Regions from separate parts of the Homo sapiens genome. Here region 1 is linked to region 2. The links are chromatin contacts, found by POLR2A ChIA-PET in ENCODE. All regions are on one chromosome and are shown on one strand. The core of a region is the stretch at or near the end of the contact, and the rest is flanking DNA. Distances in the headings are between cores, read along the strand shown. Region 1 overlaps LOC105370777 (a long non-coding RNA gene). Region 2 has its middle 150 kb from the start of LINC02694.

Region 1 (7,224 bases), core at 1,508-4,007, 440 kb after region 2:
CATCCAACTAAATTGCTTTTGAATCACCAAATAAAGATAAAAGAGGAACAACTTTTGTTATTGTGACAAATGTACTTGGTGTATTCAACTCTTTCAGAACTAGTCATTACTTGATATGGGAACTTAGTTAACCCAAAGATCCCTTACTGCATGAGAACCCTAGGATTTCGTTGGAGCCACTCATCTCTAGTGAAGAAAGGAATCCAAACAGGTAGATAGATAGGCATTTTTACTGGCTTTTCAGCTGGACTTTTTCCTCCACTGACTATCACCTGTGGCAGGTAGTCACTTCTTTGCATTCACAAGTGTGTGGGCACACATTTTCCATGTGCCATTTTGCTTCTTTGCTTACGCTTTCAGTATTTCTCCCTGATCCAGAATGTAGTATTCAAGTGTTGATATAGCTGAGTGGTTAACCCAGAAAACTTTTCTAATCCTCCTCCTCTTCCCTTGATTCTTGTGTTATTTTTGGAAAACCTTTAAGGAGACTGTGCCTCTACAAAGATAACAGCCAGATGATGAATATACACACACACAAAACAGAGGGAAACAAAAATCTTGCTCACATACTTCACGTAAAATAAGAATGACATCTGGATACCATAAGGCGGATATCTCATTTTCTGGTAAAAACTGTCTCCTGGTTTTTCTGTTATGGAAGCATAAAGCAAGAGATGCTTTTAAAAAGCCATCTATACTCCAGAGCAACTCTGTCCTCTCTAGGTCTCTGCCTAGCCTGCTTTAACTGAAATGTTAACAAGTACTGAAAGTTTAGTATACCCACTGTTGAAAATTCAGAGTAGTAGTCAATAATCACTAATCAGGATCACTAATAATCACAAAAGGATGCTTCTTTCCATACGGAATAGGTTCTAAGAAACGTTTTCAAGCTCTACAAATGATACTCAGAATAAAAAAAAAAAGTAACTCCAAGATTCTAAGTAATCTGAAAAATCTATCTATATAATAGGACAAAATCTGACAGAAGCCTTTTCTCCCTCCCAGGGCTCTGTTCATTTTTGGTCACTGCATATGTCTTGTGATGTCTGAGGACTTTGAGGTGTCATCCTGAGACAGCAATCTGCATCTGATTTTGCACAGAGGAAACTGACTTGATGCAGATCACATATTTTGCTGTTAGGTCAGGTCTGAGAAAGAAACTCTGGACTTATTCCACTTGTATTTAATGCCTCTGGGAAGTGAATATTCTCAGCAATAAGGTCTTTCATGCTTTTGGGCTTAAGCATTGCCTCCATTTGAAATACTTCCCCTCCTCAAATTCTCAACCTGTTGAAATATTTTGAATCTTACTGAAATACCACCTCCTCTCTAGAGTGCTTCCTTACTCCCTACAATTAGAATGAATGGATCCTGCTTCTGCATGTTCTGTAACATTTTTTTGTCTATTTTGCACATATCTATCCTTTTTACCATTGTTAATTTCATATCTATGATTTCTTTTCTCCAGCAGAAATTCATAAAGTTTCTGAATGCTCCACATACACAGGACAGATGGAAGTAGGACTGGGCTTGAACCATATTATTTTGCCTCTGATATCTAAGTTATGTTTTGTTCAAGAAGATTTAAAAACTCCTGATCTAGGACTTCTCATTTCATATCCAGAATTTCCCAGAGAAACACATTTTCCATGTCTCCTGACCTTTTCTTTTTTCATGCTGTAATGAGGACATTGCAGAGACCAAAAATATAAATCCCTGTTTTTGAGAGCTGGTCATAGCTCAGAAAATCAAACAATGATTCTTCTATACACCTCAAAAAGGCAAAGATAAGACACTAGCCCAGAAGGACAGTGAGCTAAAAGTGTTCATTCGATTCTGGTTCCCTGGCTATGATGGAGAAAAGTGTCCTCCACCCTGCATCTCCTCCAGTGAACTTATCCTACAAATGTTGAGCAGACTCTTACCCCACAATCAGCTCTTCACAAAAGCAGACTCCAATCCAACTAGCAGAAACACTGTGCAGAGGATAAACACACAAAAAACATTTAAGTGATTTATCATATCATGAACTTCAAAAAGTATAGTCTATGCCAAACAGAGTAGAAAAAGGAGCAGAGACCAATCTGTCACCACATCCTTCTCCCCTCATGTCCCCATGATTCTCGTTTTTCTCAGAACTTTTCTCAAACAACTAATTGGTTTGTATTTCTAGAAGCAAAGAATGTAAACAAACACTTTAATGGAATTGATTCATGAGACTGGTTATTCTTATCTGTGTGGTTGCTGGCCTTGAAATCATCTTCTTAAGGGCAAGGAATGACTCTAGAATACAGTATCAGAGCAGAAAATCAAATCTGAGATGCTCAAATTCACGTGGGCTCCCCTAAAGATAAAATACATGATTTTTCTCATAATCACTGTAGCACTATGGAAAAAATACCAGCAACTTTTATACAGTTTTAGCTCAACTCTTCACCTTCAGTGATCCTGTCCTCTAGATAAAAGTGACCGGGTGGCTAATTTGATAACAGTAAGACAGTTTTAGGACTATTTCTAGGCAGAAAACAAGGACTGTATTTTCCAAATCTTCCCATCCATCCCAATTTTCCAGAATAACTGAGAAAGGCAGGCAATAAGTCAATTTTTGAGACCATTCAGGAAAAGTCCTGATATCGTGCACTGTTCAAAATTACTCAAATACCAGTAACAGGTAGCCCTGGGCAAGGACCCATGGAAAAGGCCAAGAGACATAGGTTCTTTTGTTAGCCGCCCGCACAGGCTGTCTTCCGAACAGGACAAGGCATATAGCCAGGTAATGCTGGCTCTACTGTGCCCAGGTGCAACATGCCCTAGAAAAAGGGTTCTAAAAATATCCAAGAGTCATATCACTACTAAAGGTGATTAGTGTGCAAAGTATCCGAACTATATTTATTTAGGATTCTATGGAGGGCTCACAATTGGAGTGGCATGACTCACTATACTTCCTGTGGCTTCTCTGCCATTTCCACCCTCCTTCACAGGCTTAAACATCTGTCGGGACACTGCTAGAGAGACATGAAAATGCAGTACTACTTTTAACAGATTCTTGTTCAGGGAGAAATCTGTTACCCTCTAAACTTTGTTAATGTTATATTTTTCTGAAATCCTAGAGAATACATGAAAAGCAAGTTTCACTTTGTTACCTGTTTATTTTGTTAGAAGTATTTGCAATTATTGAAAGGATAAAGGTCCCTTCCCCTTTAAGAAGCCAGGTGGTAACATAACAGTTGCACCTTTCATCCAAGCAAATCATTCAGGAGAGAATGACTTATGGACAGTACAGGGCACACAACATTATGTTCTGAATATCCCTTTAGAGGGCAATTCAGTGCCAGGAAAGAAGAAAACAAGGGGCTACAGAAATGTGAGGTTTCAGATGGCAAAGGGATGGATTAAAGGGAGAAATCTTGTATTTATAATTTCCACCAAGTAACAGGAGAAATTAATACCTATTTTCTAAACAGTAGTTTACCACAAGATAAAAATTATTGTGGCAGAAATTAATTTAGAAAATACTCATAGTATATTATGTATAAATCCATGTATATAATAGCCATAGTAAAACTAAAGTGAAGATCAACATAGATCAGTGAAGCCACAGATTACTTCTTTTATTAATGCTTTATGCAACCCCCACTCCCAAGCACCCTTTAAACATTTATCTTACTGGATGATGAGTCCATGATTAATTGGCAGTAAGAGCAACAAATATATTTACTATAGTAAAAAAGTCATTGATAAATATAGAACATTTTACATCTTCACCCTGTGGAGAATTAGTTGCACATGCATGTTTATAGCAGCACAATTCGCAAATGCAAAAAATGTGGAACCAACCCAAATGCCCATCAATCAATGAGTGGATAAAGAAACTGTGATATACATATGTGTATACACGTATACAGATATACACATATATATACATCTATATACACATATATACATATATATACACATATATATATAAATACACACACACACACACACACACACACAAGGGAATACTACTCAGCCATAAAGAGGAACGAATTAATGGCATTCACAGCAACCTGGATGGAATTGGAGAGCATCTAAGCGAAGTAATTCAGGAATGGAAAACCAAACACCGTATCTTCTTACTCATAAGTGGGAGCTAAGCTATGAGGATGCAAAGGCATAAGAATGAAACAATGGCTTTAGGGACTCGAGGGAAAGGGTGGGAAGAGGGTGAGGTATAAAAGACTACAATTTGGGTGCAGTGTATACTGCTCAGGTGATATGCACCGAAATCTCACAGATCACCACTAAGGAACTTACTCATGTAACCAAACACTACCTGTTCCCCAATAACCTATGGAAATAAAAAAATTTAATAAAAAAGACATAACGATTATAACCTCAGAAAATGTCTGCAGAGAATAAAGCTACTTCACAAGTAAAAAGTACATCTGAATAAGAAGACTAAATACTGAAAAGAACTCAGATTACCCAAGATTCATGTAATATATTAAATGCAGTTATAATATACCAATGAGATATTTTTTCAAAAATGTTTAACAAAATATTCTGAAATTTTCCTGCGAGAATGAACTATAAAAGTATCCAAGAAAAAAGTTTTAAATAATAAGAGTGATAAAAGTAATAACAAGCAGAGGGAATTCATTAAAGTCATTAAGCCATATTATAAAACAACAACAATTGAAATACTGTAGTAGAAGTCTAAGAATAAACAGATCAATAGAACAAAATATAAAGTTCTAAACTAATGCAAGTGCATGTAAAATATGGTTTGTGATAGGTTTATGTAAAATCATTTGAAGACTAGTATATTATTTAGGTGATAGGCTAAATACAAGGGAGAATGTTAACTTCCTCCCTCATAATGTACACCAAATCAAATTCCAGACATACTCAAGAACTAAATATAACAATAGCACATTTTTTAAAACTGGTAGAAAATATTATGAACACTTTTATGATCTTGGAGGAAGGATATTCTGAGTAAGCAACCATTTAAAGACAAAATTAACTTATAAAAATTATTAAATCTGACTACCTAAAAAGCATAACTTCTGAAAGTTAGAAGTGCCATCAATAAAATTTAAAACAATTTTCACATGCATTCACAAAATTTCACATGCATTCACAAAAAGAATAATGAAAAAGAAACTAATGATGGAAAGAGAGTTAAGTTCTTTAATTATACAGCTCTTAGAAGTCAGCAACAGACACGACAAAAATAAAGACAAAAAATATGCTCAGTATAATAAACAGACAACTCATGAAGAAATGACTGAATAACAAATGAATTATTATCCTTCCTAATAATAGATAAATTTAAATAATGAAATACCATGTTTGGCTTACCAAATTAGCAATGACTGAAACAAGAAGTTCTGATCGGGATGCAAGGAAATGGGGCTTTAATTTGCTATGGGTAAAAAGTGAAAATGGTTCCTACCTTCTAGGAGGGGAGAATATGGATCTAAAGCCTTTAAAATGTACTTTAATCAGAAGCTCCTCCAAGAAAATTAATCAGATACATTTTCTTTTATATCTATATATGTAGATATTAATAGCATGTTGTTTATATTTCAAAAAAATGTAAAACCATTTATAAATTGAGTAAATTTATGAAACCACTTAAAATAATGCCATAGAATAACAGTGATGTAGGAAAAATCAAAATATATGGCTCATAGTTCATAATATATGGCTGAGTGAAAACAGGCATTTTTAAAAATAGTATGGTCTTGATTTCACAAACTCACACACATACACACACACACACACACACACATTCACTTACTAATAACTAGATGGATATACCAGAGAATTCTACCAGTAGTTACCCTTGAATGGTGGAATTACAAGTAACTTTCATTCTCTTTCTTAGGCTTTTATGTGTTATAAAAGCCAGATCATTTTGTGTAGGTCTAAAATAACTCCATTTTTTATTGAATAAAATGTTATTAAAATAATAAAAAGTAAGGTAATTAAAAGCAATAAAGTATTTCATCTATGTCTCTAAAGAGGCATTCCTCTACTAGGATAACAAATATTCTTACAGTTCTTCAGCCACATCCTCGCTAAACTCAAGCACCAAGACACAGTTGGTTGGAAATAGTTTCTGGCAATCTTCAATTTTAATTTAGTTCCTGGAAATCTGCACCTTAACAGCTGGGAAAATGGACAACTGTATATTAGTGGATTCACTTTGTCTTATGAACCTATGCCTAAATTGCTCATATTTAGCTATTGGAAAGTTGCTGGTATGAGCAGAGGGAGGTTTAGAATTTAACAATGTCGACAGTATTTTTTTCAAAAAATTTCTAGTTTATCCTCCCCAAGGAGATGAGGAATAAAAACTAACCCTTGGCGGCTCCAGGGCATTTTCTGTAACTAGACACATATAACTGTCCTGGAATGAAATGGATATTTAATCCATTTTCCTTCCCTGTGCTTTTAGTCTACCAGTGCATGCAACCCTTAAAGCATTTCTGCAGCTAGTGGTCAGGAATGGCACCAGTCTTAGATTAGCTTCACATGGCCAAGGGGGTGAAGCAGAGGCTCTCAGCTCCCAACTACTCATCTACTTAGGGAAGTATTAGGAAATATCCCCAGAGATCGGAGTTCTTTGAAAGCCATATGATCTGGGGCAGGTACTTAACCTCCCCACACCTCAATTTCTCATCTGAAAAATAGAAATAGTAATGCCAAACTTACGGAGTTATAAAGAGGAATACACTTTACAGAAAAGGATATGAAATGGCTCTGGAGTGGGAAAATTATCCAAATGTCCTACCATTTCAATAATGCCACCCTTAAAATGTCACTGGTTTTAGCAGAATGAAATTTCACAGTTTTTACTCAGACAAAATATCAGCTTCCTCCAAGGGTTAGTTACTGGTGGCTTTTCTGCCTGATGTTTCAAGCCACTGGATGGTGTTGACAAAAAGCACAAGGCAAGAATGCTTCTTACCAAAACCAAATCTAATGTAAATTGAGGAGGATGATCCATGCCTCTGTTCTAAGTCCTTTCAGGAATGGTTCTTTTTTTTATTTTAGGCTCAGCGGTACATGGGCAGGTTTTTTACTTAGGTAAACGTGTGTCATGGATGTGTTTTACAGATTATTTCATCACCCAGATGTTAAGCCTAGCACCCGTAAGTTACTTTTCCTGATCCTCTCTCCCTCCTCCTACTGGTAGGCCCCAGTGTCTGTTGTTCCCCTCTTTGTGTCCAT
Region 2 (6,901 bases), core at 3,626-6,125:
ATCCTGCAGAGTGTTTTCCACCTTGGTTCCATTCTCCCCGTCAGTTTCAGGTACACCAGTCAGACATAGATTTTGTCTTTTCACATAGTCCCATATTTCTTGGAGACTTTGTTCGTTTCTTTTTATTCTTTTTTCTCTAAACTTCCCTTCTCGCTTCATTTCATTCATTTCATCTTCCATCACTGATACCTTTTCTTCTAGTTGATCGCATTGGCTCCTGAGGCTTCTGCATTCTTCACGTAGTTCTCGAGCCTTGGCTTTCAGCTCCATCAGCTCTTTTAAGTACTTCTCTGTGTTGGTTATTCTAGTTATACATTCGTCTAAATTTTTTTCAAACTTTTCAACTTCTTTGCCTTTGGTTTGAATTTCCTCCTGTAGCTCGGAGTAGTTTGATCCTCTGAAGCCTTCTCTCAACTCATCAAAGTCATTCTCCATCCAGCTTTGTTCCATTGCTGGTGAGGAACTGCGTTCCTTTGGAGGAGGAGAGGCGCTCTGCTTTTTAGAGTTTCCAGTTTTTCTGCTCTGTTTTTTCCCCATCTTTGTGGTTTTATCTACTTTTGGTCTTTGATGATGGTGATGTACAGATGGGTTTTTGGTGTGGATGTCCTTTCTGTTTGTTAGTTTTCCTTCTAACAGACAGGGCTCTCAGCTGCAGGTCTGTTGGTATTTGCTAGAGGTCCACTCCACACCCTGTTTGCCTGGGTACCAGCAGCGGTGGCTGCAGAACAGTGGATTTTCGTGATCCACGAATGCTGCTGTCTGATCGTTCCTCTGGAAGTTTTGTCTCAGAGGAGTACCCGGCCGTGTGAGGTGTCAGTCTGCCCCTACTGGGGGTTGCCTCCCAGTTAGGCTGCTCGGGGGTCAGGGGTCAGGGACCTACTTGAGGAAGCAGTCTGCCCGTTCTCAGATCTCCAGCTGCGTGCTGGGAGAACCACTGCTGTCTTCAAAGCTGTCAGACAGGGACCTTTACGTCTGCAGAGGTTACTGCTGTCTTTTTGTTTGTCTGTGCCCTGCCTCTCGAGGTGGAACCTACAGAGGCAGGCAGGCCTCCTTGAGCTGTGGTGGGCTCCACCCAGTTCGAGCTTCCTGGCTGCTTTGTTTACCTAAGCAAGCCTGGGCAATGGCGGGCGCCCCTCCCCCAGTCTCACTGCCACCTTGCAGTTTGATCTCAGACTGCTGTTCTAGCAATCAGCGAGATTCCATGGGCGTAGGACCCTCCGAGCCACGTGCGGGATATAATCCCCTGGTGCGCTGTTTTTTAAGCCTGTCGGAAAAGTGCAGTTTTAGGGCGGGAGTGACCCGATTTTCCAGGTGCCATCTGTCACCCCTTTCTTTGACTAGGAAAGGGAACTCCCTGACCCCGTGTGCTTCTTGAGTGAGGCAATGCCCCGCCCTGCTTCGACTCGCACACGGTGCACTGCACCCACTGTCCTGCGCCCATTGTCAGGCACTTCCTAGTGACATGAACCCGGTACCTCATATGGAACTGCAGAAATCACCCGTCTTCTGCGTTGCTCACGCTGGGGGCTGTAGACCGGAGCTTTTCCTATTTGGCCATCTTGGCTGCTTCTCTTATTCTGTATTCTTGAGCTTCATGCTATACTACTCCTTCCCGCCTAATTTTTGTCCCAGTAGTGCTGCATTGTTTGTAATGGCTCACATGGTACAAGCCATTTCATTCTTCAGAGATTTAACATGTCGCTTTCACAGTTGGGTATGCTAGTCTCCTCCTTTCTTGCCTGGGTAACATAGACAGATCCTTCACAATCCAGATGGGTTACCTTTTTTAGGACACAGGAAAGTACCCTTTCTCTGTGCTCATACTGTGTCCCATGTATACTTTCATCATTGCTTTTAACACCTCTCATTGATTGATTCTTCAAGTTTACTTTGAATACCTCCTGCGTGCTACGTATTGTCTTCTGTGCTTGGAAGACTGCATTGGCAAAACCAGATAGTTTCCTTTATACAGAAAATGTATTCTAGAAAATATTTACACAAAAACTTTTTTTTTTTGAGATGGAGTCTCACTCTGTCACCCAGGCTGGAGTGCAGTGGCATGATCTCGGCTCACTGCAAGCTCCGCCTCTTGGGTTCATGCCATTCTCCTGCCTCAGCCTCCCAAGTAGCTGGGACTACAGGTGCCCACCACCACACCTGGCTATTTTTTCTTTTTGTATTTTTACCAGAGATGGGGGTTTCACCTTGTTAGCCAGGATGGTCTCGATCTCCTGACCTCGTGATGAGCCCACCTTGGCCTCCCAAAGTGCTAGGATTACAGGTGTGAGCCACCACGCCCGGCCTACACAAACATGTTCCTAAATGACAAATGTGAAAAGCGTTGTGAAACACAACCGTGAACACCGAGCCAGCTGGGTAAGTTGAGGAGGCTTTCTACCATGGAGGAGTCATATAAGCTCCCCTGGAGGGCTGAGCTGCACTCATCCAGGTGAAGAGAGAAGGGGAAGAATGATTTATTGAAATTACTGGTTTACCCATCTGTGGCCTCCTTCAGAGCTTAAGTCATGTCAGGAGAGATTCTGTATGTATTGCATTATTGTATCCCCAGAACCTAGTGCAGTGCATGGAACATTTATCAGTGTCTGTTGAACAGAACAAAGCTGCTGAATGATCGTTCAAAAGTCTGAGGTCTTGTCAATGAGTACCATAGAAGCTGGCTATTTGTAGCCCCTGCTGCAAGGGAGGAGGAACTCCTGTCATTTCTTTAGTTCCTGTAACCCTCTTAGATTTCCTTTATTCATATTGTCGTTTTCTCTCTCCATTCTTACTACACTGGATTTCTCAGAAGAGCTTCCAAGACTCTTCCACAATTACTGTGGGACAACAGTAAATAGTCTGCAATTTTCAAGGGCTCAGTATCTTTTAGTCCTAAAAATGGCTGTATGTTGACCTTTTGCCACCCAGCTGTGGTGTGATGGAAACTGGGGGGCCCAATCTGAGAGTGAAGTGCCTTGTAATCCTGGATTTCAAGAATGAGCCTGAATTTATTTTCCTGTCAGCTCATGATGGTGACTTGTTTCTGAAATTCTTTGCACTAGTAATAGACTGAGCATTCTTAGGACTGCACAAAGAGAACTTTGAAAAGTCCTTTAATTTGTCTTAAGTTGACATAGCTGTTTATTTTCTATTTAGTTCTATCTATTCTTTTTTAATATTGAAAGAGAAATTTATTTTTAATACAATTAAAAGCTTAAAAATATAAAGTAAGAAATGTCTTATTTCTAGCCTGCTTTCAGCTAACAGTTAATAAGTTTATTTTGGCTCATGCTCAAATAAAATACACAACTTGTGGCTACCATCCTTGTCCTAACCCTCTTTGCAGCCTTGAAGATAGCTTCCCTCATCAAGAAAAATCATCCCCATTATTTAAGCACTTTACCTAACCCTATTGAGCTTTTTTGTCTTAGTCCCTAAACTAAATGTTTAAAAAGTAGGTTAAATTTCAAAACTGACCACAGGTCAAGTTGAGAATGAGATGCAAAGTTGAGCATATGTCTCTAAAGTCCTAAATAACTTTCCAACTTGGTCTTTCAGGCTGGTAGGAGGGATTCTGGGTTGAAGCCATGGACTGGTACAAACATTTCTGGAGGAATATACACCATGACTTGCACATTTTGGAATAACAACAATCATGTTTTTCCAATAGCATATAATCTCAAATTCTTCTCTCCAGGAGGGAAAAAAGCATAAGCCATACCATCTGGCAGTGGCTAGATTAGTTTCACATTGGAAAACTGTTGTAGAGGGTAGCTGGGTGTCTCTAAAGCGATGGAACCACAATAAAGATTCAAGAAACAAAATAATAATTGCAATTAAAAATGAAACACTGCCAAATTCTTGAGTTGCCGTCTAGGGTTTTAGTGGTTTGGTTATTTGTATCTTCATTACTTCTACACTCTGGATACAGAGATTCCAGGGATTAGCGGGTGGCAATAAAGTTTCATTGTAGCACAGTGAGAAATGCAAACAGCATTACAATTTGTGAGGCAGAACAAAACCAAGCTCTTTTTAATTCATGTTAGCATAGAAGCAATGTAACCAAAAAATACAGAAATAGTCTTGTGTTTGGAAAAGGATGGTAGTGGGATGCATTGTTTTGTGTCATGGATTGATTTGGGACATGCACTTAATCTTTTTTTTTTTTTTTTTTTTTTTTTTGAGATGGAGTCTCTCTCTGTCTCCAGGCTGGAGTATAGTGGCATGATCTCAGCTCACTGCAATCTCTGCCTCCCGGGTTCAAGAGATTCTCCTGCCTCAGCCTCCTGAGTAGCTGGGATTATAGGCACATGCCACCACACCCAGCTAATTTTTGTATTTGTAGTAGAGATAGGGTTTCACCACGTTGGCCGGGATGGTTTCGATATCCTGACCTCGTGATCTGCTCGCCTTGGCTTCCCAAAGCGTTGGGATTACAGGTGTGAGCCATTATGCCCAGTCATACTTACTCTTACTGTGTCTATTTTGAACCTCTTACAAAGTTTCTGTCTGTAGGAGATTTATTGTCACTAATACTTTATGGAATTGGCTCTTATATTGGTGTATATTGCTTGATTTTTTCTACGTTTTAAATAATCTAAGAAGGAGACACTGAAAGCAAGCTTTTCCGTTTCAGTTTTTAGTTTTGCCACTGAGTGCATTGCCTTAATACAATTGTGTTAACTTGTGAGTTCATTCTGTTTCACTTACCCTTTGCAATGAGGAAGTAAAATAGGGATATATAAATAACTCAAAACTTAATTACTTATGTTAGGATGGAAAATATATGATTTAACACACACATCAGGGGAAAAACAAGGTTCAAGTAATAAATATGTTCATGATTAACGACCAGAGGAAATTCCATTGCAGGCACATCCAGGCTCACTCACACACAAGGCATGCCACTGATAATCCTGCACATCCTTCCCCCTCCATCTCTGCCTCAGCCTCCATTCAAATGCACATTCCTCCAAACAGAGTATACACACAGACACAGGATAAAATTGGTAAAGAAAGCTCATGTCAGTTAAATGCCAGATTTTGATGAGAAAGCTTATTAATTGGATAAGCTACGAATCTCTAAGGCAGATTACTGTAAATGGGGAGGGGTGAGGATGTTGTTAGAATTGAAACTTAGAGCCTCACAAAACATGATTTGTGAGGTATCTTTCCCATAGTGATTTATTTTTGGGAACAAAATGTCATTTGTATAAAATATATTGTTGGCAATTGATATAGTCATTTAATTTTATGACAGTGTATTTTAGGAATAAATGCATTCCCCAAAGGGGCATTGGCATAGAATTAGCAATAGAAATGATGTCACTGCTATAAGGAAATCCAAAGTGGCTAAGATTCCAGAGAGTCCTGCAGAGGTCTATAGCCTATGGATTATTAAACACTGCTGCCTGATAAGGGGTGAGAACAAAAAGAACAAAAGCAAATGTACATGATTTAGAAATTCCGAAACATGGTTTGAGCAACTGGAAATAGAAACCAAAAGCTTTCTCAAATATGTTTTAAGTAAACTATCAGCCTACAAAAGAATACTTTTTTAACTTTGACCAGCAATGTAAAACTTTCAAAATATGCATAAAAATCTTAAATACATACTCAGTTTATACAGAAAAATAGGCCTGGCGTGGTGGCTCATGCCTGTAACCCCAGCACTTTGGGAAGCTGAGGTAGGAGGGCTGCTTGAGCCCAGGAGTTTGAGACCAGCCTGGGCAGCATGGTGAGACCCTATCTCTACAAAAAATTTAAAAATTAGCCAGGCATGATGGCATAAGCCTGTAGTCCCAGGTACTCCCAAAAATCAATAATAAGACTTGGGCAGCTCAAGAGGAAATTCTAAAGAAAGGGGATCTGATAATTAAATCATGAGATGTATCCTGGACCTCCTGGCATTAACCTTCTGGGAGGCAGCAGGAAGGAGATAATCTCAGCCAATGTCTCTATTCTGCAAAAAAAATGGAGCCCAGAGAAGCTAAAATGGTTTGGGTAGAACTCTACAGTAGTTCACTCTGATTGATATGGGCTTCCTATGTTTGATTCAGTTGTAGGAATCCTATCAATGAAAATTAGTTTTGGCAGGAGCCTGCTCTGTCAGCTGTGACCCACTATTGCCTTCTACTACACTATAATTACATGCCCACTCAAAAGGTATTAGGACCTCCACAGATACCAAAGTGTACTGAAAGTAAATTGAAAACGAATGGGAAACAAAATGCAGTTTAAAAAGCTTCACAAAATCAGCAACCTTAAACAGAAAAAATTACCATTTTGCCCCAGATAAAATCTCAGGATGCCATCAAAGGCAATCCTTTGAGTATTTCAGGGTCTCAAATTGTATTAGTGGGAAGGAGGCAAAACAATTCTATTTGGACTTGAACTGAACCAAAGTTTAATTTGAGATAAATTCCATAATTTACCTAGGAATCAGTGTCTTTTTTTTTCTTTTCTTTTCTTTCTTTTTCTTTCTTTCTTTCTTTTTTTTTTGTTTTTTTGTTTTTTTGTTTTTTTGAGGCAGGGTCTTGCGCTGTTACTCAGGCTGGAATGCAGTGAAGCAATCATGGCTCACTGAAGCCTTAACCTCCAAGGCTTAGGCGATTCTCCCACCTTGGCATCCTGAGTGGCTGGGAGTACAGGCACATGCCACCACCCCTGGCTAATTTTTCATCTTTTGTAGAGACAGGGTCTCGCCATGTTGCCCAGCCTGGCCTCAATATTCCTGGGCTGAAGCAATCCTCCCACCTTGGCTTCCCAAAGTGCTGGGATTACAGGTGTGAGCCATCGTGCCCAGCCTATTTACAATATTATTAAAGTTATAGCTTTGAAAGAGTTGAAAAGTGTTTTCACCATCTAATTCTACCCGTGCTCCTTGTGAACAAAAGTTCTGTTT

The links. ChIA-PET counts read pairs that join two places held with the same protein, here RNA polymerase II (POLR2A).
Region 1: POLR2A ChIA-PET joins it to region 2 with 10 read pairs in BJ. The contact joins two enhancer-like sites. POLR2A ChIA-PET finds 5 or more read pairs at or near these places in 2 of 52 experiments (BJ and activated T-cell).

What each region holds. Positions count from the first base shown.
Region 1 is chr15:39,284,759-39,291,982 of GRCh38, forward strand. All of the region lies in intron 1 of LOC105370777 (a long non-coding RNA gene), which reads right to left. Among named protein-coding and RNA genes, the nearest start is that of LINC02915, 38 kb to the left of the region's middle. Within about 2 kb of position 2,758, at least 4 of the 41 ENCODE cell types and tissues checked have a DNase peak (open chromatin) inside an H3K27ac peak, as active enhancers do.
Region 2 is chr15:38,839,521-38,846,421 of GRCh38, forward strand. No RefSeq gene overlaps it. Among named protein-coding and RNA genes, the nearest start is that of LINC02694, 150 kb to the left of the region's middle. Within about 2 kb of position 4,876, at least 2 of the 41 ENCODE cell types and tissues checked have a DNase peak (open chromatin) inside an H3K27ac peak, as active enhancers do.